2 separate regions of the Homo sapiens genome follow, and region 2 is linked to region 1. Evidence: chromatin contacts called from ENCODE Hi-C or POLR2A ChIA-PET data. All regions are on one chromosome and are shown on one strand. The core of a region is the stretch at or near the end of the contact, and the rest is flanking DNA. Distances in the headings are between cores, read along the strand shown.

Region 1 (3,398 bases), core at 78-2,577:
ATGACAGAGCGAGACCTCATCTAAATGAATGAATGAGTAACTAACTGGTGCATGGTGAGGGCCCTTTGCAGCTGGGCTGCTGGGCCAGCTGCTGCTTTCTCTACACAGGCAGCCTGGGGAACCTCGAAGGCACCTTAGCCAGCCAGTTGCATTCTGGGCATGGAGGACCTGTCCTCCCTCAAGGCCTGTGCTGTCCAGGCACCTTTTCAAATGCCTCCCTACTGTCACCAGCTCCGGGGAGATGAATCTGCCACTCCTAACAAGTAACTTAGATGATGTCTTCTTTTGAAAGTCTACTTTTCTGATTACAAACGTAATGTAAAATGTAATGCCCTCAAGGACTGGCGCACACACTCAGGGTACAAATACAGTCACTCCTCTTTCAGTGTCCAAATTCACCGCTCCAGCCCCCACTCTCTTTGTTAGGGGGATATCTGATCTCCCTCTTGAGCCCTGCCCCCAATTGTCCAAGAACCCCTGGGGTACAGGTGTGGCCTCCCAGGGAGCTGCCACCCTGCTCAGCTTCCTCTGCCGCCCTGCTCAGCTTCCTCTGCTGTGGCTCCTGGGCCACACGGTGTCCCTGGGGAAGGCGGGCCCCTGCTACGTTGGGCTGGCTGGCCCTGGATGGACCACTACCCAAGCTCAGTGACATTGCAGGTGTGACCACTTGGGGCTCAGCACCCTTGGGCTATGGACAGAGCTAGAGCCTGGAGCACCAGATCCCAAGTCAGGACCAGGTGTCCCTGGCGTTTCTTCCCTAGTGGTTACCGAGGCCCGAGGCGGCGTCTCCATGACACCCTCATTCCCTGCTGAAGGAATTCTCGTGGGTGAAGCATTATGTAAATCATCAGACCGGATTTAAATACAAGACATGAGTAAGGTGTGGCGAAAGCATTGGAACTGTAGACATTGCTATTCTCATTCCGAACAGGCACTGAGTACAAGGTTGCTCAATGAAAAATAGCAGACTCATGGACCATCATCCTTGTCTAGGTGGGGAAACTGAGGCCTAAAGAGGTCAGGGTTAGGGCTGGACGGCAGGGGCTGCGGACCGCTTCTGAGCTGCAAACCAGCACGAGAGTTCCGACCGCGGTGCCCGGCCACGCTGCCTTGCCCCAGCATCACTTGACTTCCTCCTTCTACTTTCCTTCCTTCTGCAGGCCAGTCTGTAGTTGGCTGATGTCTGAGAATATCACGACTTTTCTGATTCTTAGCAGAAAAGATGTGGTTTTCTAGGAAGCTTCTGGTGCAGCGAGCCCTGGTTGGGGTGGGGCTGAGGGCAGTTAAAGCCCAACGTGCCCCTGCCTAGCCGTTCAGGAAATGGCCCGGCTGAGGTGTCAGGCAGCTGCCAGTCTGCAGAGCTGGCTTCAGAGGAAGCTGCCCCTTTTCTATTTTTTTTTTTTTTTTTTTGAGACAGTCTCACTCTGTTGCCCAGCCTGGAGTGCAATGGCTCAGTCTCTGCACACTACAACCTCTGCCTTCCGGGTTCAAGCGATTCTTCTGTCTAAGCCTCTCGAGTAGCTGGAACTACAGGCATGAGCCAACACGCCTGGCTAATTTTTGTATTTTTAGTAGAGATGGGGTTTCACCATGTTGGCCAGGCTTGTCTCTAACTCCTGAACTCAAGGGGTCTGCCTGTCTCAGCCGCCCAAAGTGTTGGGATTACCGGTGTGAGCCACTGTGCCTGGCCTTCTTTACTTTTTTTTTTTTTTTTTTGAAACAGGGTCTTGCTTTATCTCCCTGGCTGGAGTGCAGTGGAGCAAACACAGCTCACTGCAGCCTCGACTTCCCTGGCTCCAGCGGTCCTCCCACCTCAGCCTCCTGAGTAGCTGAGACCACAGGCATGCACCACCACACCTGGCTAATTTTTGTATTTTTTGTAGAGACGGGTTTTACCATGTTGCCCAGGGTGATCTCCAACCCCTGGGCTCAAGCAATCTTCCTGCTTCAGCCTCCCAAAGTGCTGGGATTATAGATGTGAGCCACTGCACCCACCTGCCCCTTGTCTTGGTGGTCTTGTGTCAAATCAGGTGAGACATGTCCAGGATACCCGTCTGCTGGAGACGAGGGTGCTGAGGGGATTGAGCAAGGCTGTGGGGCCGAGCCTGGCAGGGTCGAGGGTGTCCAAGTCAAGGGACACCAGGCCCTTCATGGAGTGGTGCAACGCCACAGCCCCGCTGACCCCAGCTGAGTGCTGCAGCAGTGGGAGCTGGCCTCCTCTTCCTCTTCTGGCTCTGAGTCTACTGTGTTTCCTTCGTTGCTTCTAGAAATAAAGGCACCACTGTGGAGGGAGAGGGAACAGAGATTAAATGTGGGCCCAGCCTCTCCTGTCCTTTCCAGTCCTGCCTCTGCTGGTGCCTGTTCCCGAGGCCCAGGTGTGGCCTCCTCCGGGGTCCTGTGCGCGTTCCCGAGGCCCAGGTGTGGCCTCCTCCAGGGTCCTGTGCGTGTCTCCAAGGCCCAGGCGCGGCCTGCTCCAGTGTCCTTTCCAGCCAGCGCTGCCCACAGGAGTGACTGTCTGCTCAGATCCCGGCTTTACCGGAGGAGAAGCTGCTGTGGGTTTTGTTGCAGGGGGCGGGAACTCTGGATTAGCTGTAGGAAGTAATTCCTCCCTAAGACAGGCCCACTCGGTAGGGGAGCTTCTGAAGGCACTGGTGTAAAGGGAAGTCAGCCAGAAACAGTGATTAATAGATCATTAGCATCTTAAGGGGAAATTATAAAGGTGTTAGGGCTTAAGAGCCCCCTGAGAAAAGTGCCTCGCGTGTGGCATTCAGAACTCTCTAAGCCTCTCCCCTGCTCCCTGCAGTCCCCCCTCGAGGCTGCCTGATTGCCCCGTTCCCAGCTCAGCTTCTAATCTTTAAAAAGGTATTTAAGGTTTATATTAACCATGACTATACTAATATCAACCATTTCTCTCCGTTTGTGTGAAGCACTCTCAACGCCCTGCGAGCGCCGACGGTTGGATGGAGGGAGGGTCGCCCGGATTCACCCCCAGCTGCCATCCCCGTGGGCCAGCACTGCCTCTTTCTCTCCCTCTTCTTCCACCTTATCTTCCTGTCCACTTTCCCCCTTTCCCTCCCCCATAATTGACCCCAATGTGGAATTGAGGGTCATTTCAAAATATTTCTGATACTATTTGAAGAAAATAAACTTTATCTGTTTAATGAAAAATACCAGGTCTCACCAATTTGCTTTCTCCTGTAATGATTGGGGTGGTGGGGGGAGCTGTGTAGCCCCGAAGGGCACTCTGCCCTGGCTGTGGCAGTGGCAGGAGGTCACACTTTATGGGATTCGGTCTGTCTCCCCACCGCTCCTGTACGGTGATGTCTTCCAGAGATGTGAAGACGGCTGTGCACGGTGTGGTGTGGCTTTGTTTTCCTCGCAGCGCCCAGGGCAGGGCT
Region 2 (3,348 bases), core at 477-2,976, 93 kb before region 1:
GTGATATTTATACAACCAATAGCATACAGAAGAGGAAAATGAATGAAACAGAAACACAAGGAAAAACTTCAAAAGTATAATATTGTGGGAGAAAAACAGATTGCAGAATAATACATGCAGTGTGACAGTAACTTCTTATAAAATTTCAAACATATAAAACAGCAGTGTGCATTGTATTGGCACACATACATGTAGAGAAGTATAAACATATGTATGGGAGTAATACAGATAAATTCAGAACCATGATTACTTTAGGGAGAGGATATATTTAGGGACCCTCAACTGTATCTATTTTACCTTTTTAAAGGATCTGAAGTAAATGTGGGGCAAAATGTTAAGATCTGATAAAGCTGGTTTGTGGGTGCATGGGTATTTTTATATTATTCTCTATATACATTTAAAAAGTCTGTAATATTTCATAACAAAAAAACTAATGGTCTTACATGTTGAAATAGTACTCACAGAAATTAATTCCTTATAACCTATAACATTCTTCATTGTATCTATTAAATATGATTGGTTTTGGCGGGGGGGCGGGGGGGCCGTGGTTCACACCTGTAATCCCAGCACTTTGGGAGGCCGAGGCAGGTGGAGTCAGGAGTTTGAGACCAGCCTGACCAACATGGTGAAACCCTGTCTCTACTAAAAATACAAAAATCAGCTGGGTGTGGTAGTGGGCGCCTGTAATCCCAGCTACTCAGGAGGCTGAGGCCGGAGAATCACTTGAACCCAGGAAGCGGAGGCTGCAGTGAGCCGAGATCACACCACTGCACTCCAGCCTGGGCAACAGAGCAAGCCTCTGTTAAAAAAAAAAAAAAAGACTGGTGTCTTTTATTTCATAGATGGTCCACAAGAGGGAGATCTAGAATAATTATGTGTAAGGAGAACAGCCTCCTAGGGCTTGTCGGGAGTGCTATGGAAACCAGGTGTCATCGGACAGTCCTACCGCCCTCTGGCAGGAGAGGCGATGCCCCTACCCCTTGTTCCCAAACCTACACAACAACTCCTTACGGCAAAGAGGACACATCACAGGGCGCAGTGACAATCTGAACCGTGTTGTGTTTTCTTGTTTTGTTTTGTTTGAGACGGAGTCTCGCTCTGTCGCCAGGCTGGAGTGCAGTGGCGCGATCTTGGCTCAGTGGAACCTCCGCCTCCCGGGTTCACGCCATTCTCCTGCCTCAGCCTCCCGAGTAGCTGGGATTACAGGCGCCCGCCACCACGCCCGGCTAATTTTTATATTTTTAGTAGAGACGGGGTTTCACCATGTTAGCCAGGATGGTCTCGATCTCTTGACCTTGTGATCCGCCCGTCTCTGCCTCCCAAAGTGCTGGGATTACAGGCGTGAGCCACCGCACCCGGCCTGAACAGTGTTTTAAAAAACACAATGTAACAAATTGTTGGCAGAGTAAGTAACACCCAGCAGCTAGAGGAAGGGAGTTGAGAGTGCAGGCAAACAGGCGCGACCCACGGGTGTCCCTGGCACCTATGGCGGGTGCTCCCTCCATTCCTTTGGGACGCTTCCTAAGGCGCTGTTTTTCTTGTTATTCTGTACACTTGATTCCCTCGAATTCTCAGGAAAATGCTGCCAGCGGCCAATTCACCAGTAAAGAGCTTTTATTACACAATCATATAATAAATATGACCTCAGAGCTGGCTTTTATCCAGGCTAATGCCCACAGAGAGGGGACCGTGTTCTGGCCACCTTTGGAGACTGGGCTTCCTATTGAGGGTTGGGAGCCTTCTCCTAAAGAACTAATCAACCAGAAACCAGAAGTGAGTCTTAGAAAACAGCAGGCACCACCCCTCTGATGTCATCTTTGAAAGAACCAAGAAAATCTTGCCTTTCAAGGATAGAGCTCTCTCCAGTGCAGCTCACAGGAAATTAAGCACTACGTTTCAATGAAGACGGGAGTGAGTGTAAATTCTGATTTCACCACCTACTAATTGCATGCCCTTGGGGAAGCGAATTAGCCTTGTTAAGTCTATTTCCTTTCTTTGTAAAACTAGGAAAATATTACTTACATCATGTGCAAGTTGCTCTAAGAGTGAAATGGACACTAGTAGAGTGGCACATTTCTTGATTCATTTTTAAGAACTGACGGTATACCAGGTCAAGAATTTGCTCCGCTCACACCTGTAATCCCAGCACTTTGGGAGGCAGAGGCAGGCGGATCACGAGGTCAGGAGATCGAGACCGTCCTGGCTAACACAGTGAAACCCCGTCTCTACTAAAAAAAATACAAAAAATTAGCCGGGCTTGGTGGCGGGCGCCTGTAGTCCCAGCTACTCGGGAGGCTGAGGCAGGAGAATGGCGTGAACCCGGGAGGCGGAGCTTGCAGTGAGCTGAGATCGCGCCACTGCACTCCAGCCTGGGCGACAGGGTGAGACTCTGTCTCAAAACAACAACAACAACAAAAAGAATTTGCTCCATAAATGTTAGTTTGTTTTTCCTTTCCCCTAAACAAGGGAGAAAGGAATTAGTTTCATGATGGCTGTCCTGTAGAAGAGATGATGAAAGGCTTTTGCGTTCATATTGGTGCCCCATCACTAACATTATTTGGAGAAAGATATTTCTTTGTATATATGTGTATACAAATATACAGTTATACAAATATACATTGTATGCAAATAACACACATATAAATATATGTTAGGTGTGTGTATGTTTATTATACTATACTCTGGTTTCCAAAAGGGATTTGCATCACTTTAAGAAAAAAAACAAGATAGTTAAAAATCATGCAGTCATTTAAATACTTTTATTCTCTGCTGGTGGGAGTGCCAATCAGCACAACATTTCTGAAATGCATTTTGTTATATCAAGAGTCTTAAAATGTTTATTTCGGACACTTCTAGAAATTTATTCTAAGTAAATATTAAAAATCAAAGGAAACTATGTTTTAAAATAGTTTATTACAAACATTATTTTAACAACAAAATTTGGAAACTTCCCATATGCTTAACAGTGAAGAGAAAAGGTAAATAAATAATTGGAAATGCTATAATATCCAGTGAAAAATCAGGAAATACACAAAAATTGTGTATACAGTATGATTGCAACTATGTATAGCTGTAGAGACACACACACAAAAAGACTGGAAATTATCACCTATAATTTCACCATTTCTTTGTGTGATTCAGTATTTTCAAATTTTGGAAGGTTACTTTCATAAAAGAAAATATAAACATAATATTAAAACAACAATAAAAAATAGTTTCTTTGAGAGAGGTAAGAAAAGATCAATGCCTTCCCAGATGTTGATCCCCCAGCCTGTTTCAGACGTCATCCTGTTTGAGCTAACCGCGGCATCTGACGCTGCAGACCATTCCTGCTTCCAGGAATCCTTT

Evidence for each region. A loop is a pair of places that touch in the nucleus more often than their neighbours do. ChIA-PET counts read pairs that join two places held with the same protein, here RNA polymerase II (POLR2A). Pooled maps may share reads with other maps.
Region 2: a loop to region 1 is called in a pooled map, with 6 times the contacts of the local background. The contact joins two enhancer-like sites. A Hi-C loop is called at or near these places in 2 of 168 maps with a recorded cell type or tissue (B cell and Calu3) and 6 of 50 pooled maps. POLR2A ChIA-PET finds 5 or more read pairs at or near these places in 3 of 52 experiments (OCI-LY7, activated T-cell and activated naive CD8-positive, alpha-beta T cell).

What each region holds. Positions count from the first base shown.
Region 1 is chr7:151,837,025-151,840,422 of GRCh38, reverse strand. The region is part of intron 1 of PRKAG2 (protein kinase AMP-activated non-catalytic subunit gamma 2); the gene reads left to right. Among named protein-coding and RNA genes, the nearest start is that of PRKAG2-AS2, 32 kb to the right of the region's middle. RefSeq lists enhancers at 1,537-1,586, 1,819-2,400. Within about 2 kb of position 1,327, at least 10 of the 41 ENCODE cell types and tissues checked have a DNase peak (open chromatin) inside an H3K27ac peak, as active enhancers do.
Region 2 is chr7:151,930,954-151,934,301 of GRCh38, reverse strand. No RefSeq gene overlaps it. Among named protein-coding and RNA genes, the nearest start is that of GALNTL5, 24 kb to the left of the region's middle. RefSeq lists enhancers at 829-878, 899-998. Within about 2 kb of position 1,726, at least 11 of the 41 ENCODE cell types and tissues checked have a DNase peak (open chromatin) inside an H3K27ac peak, as active enhancers do.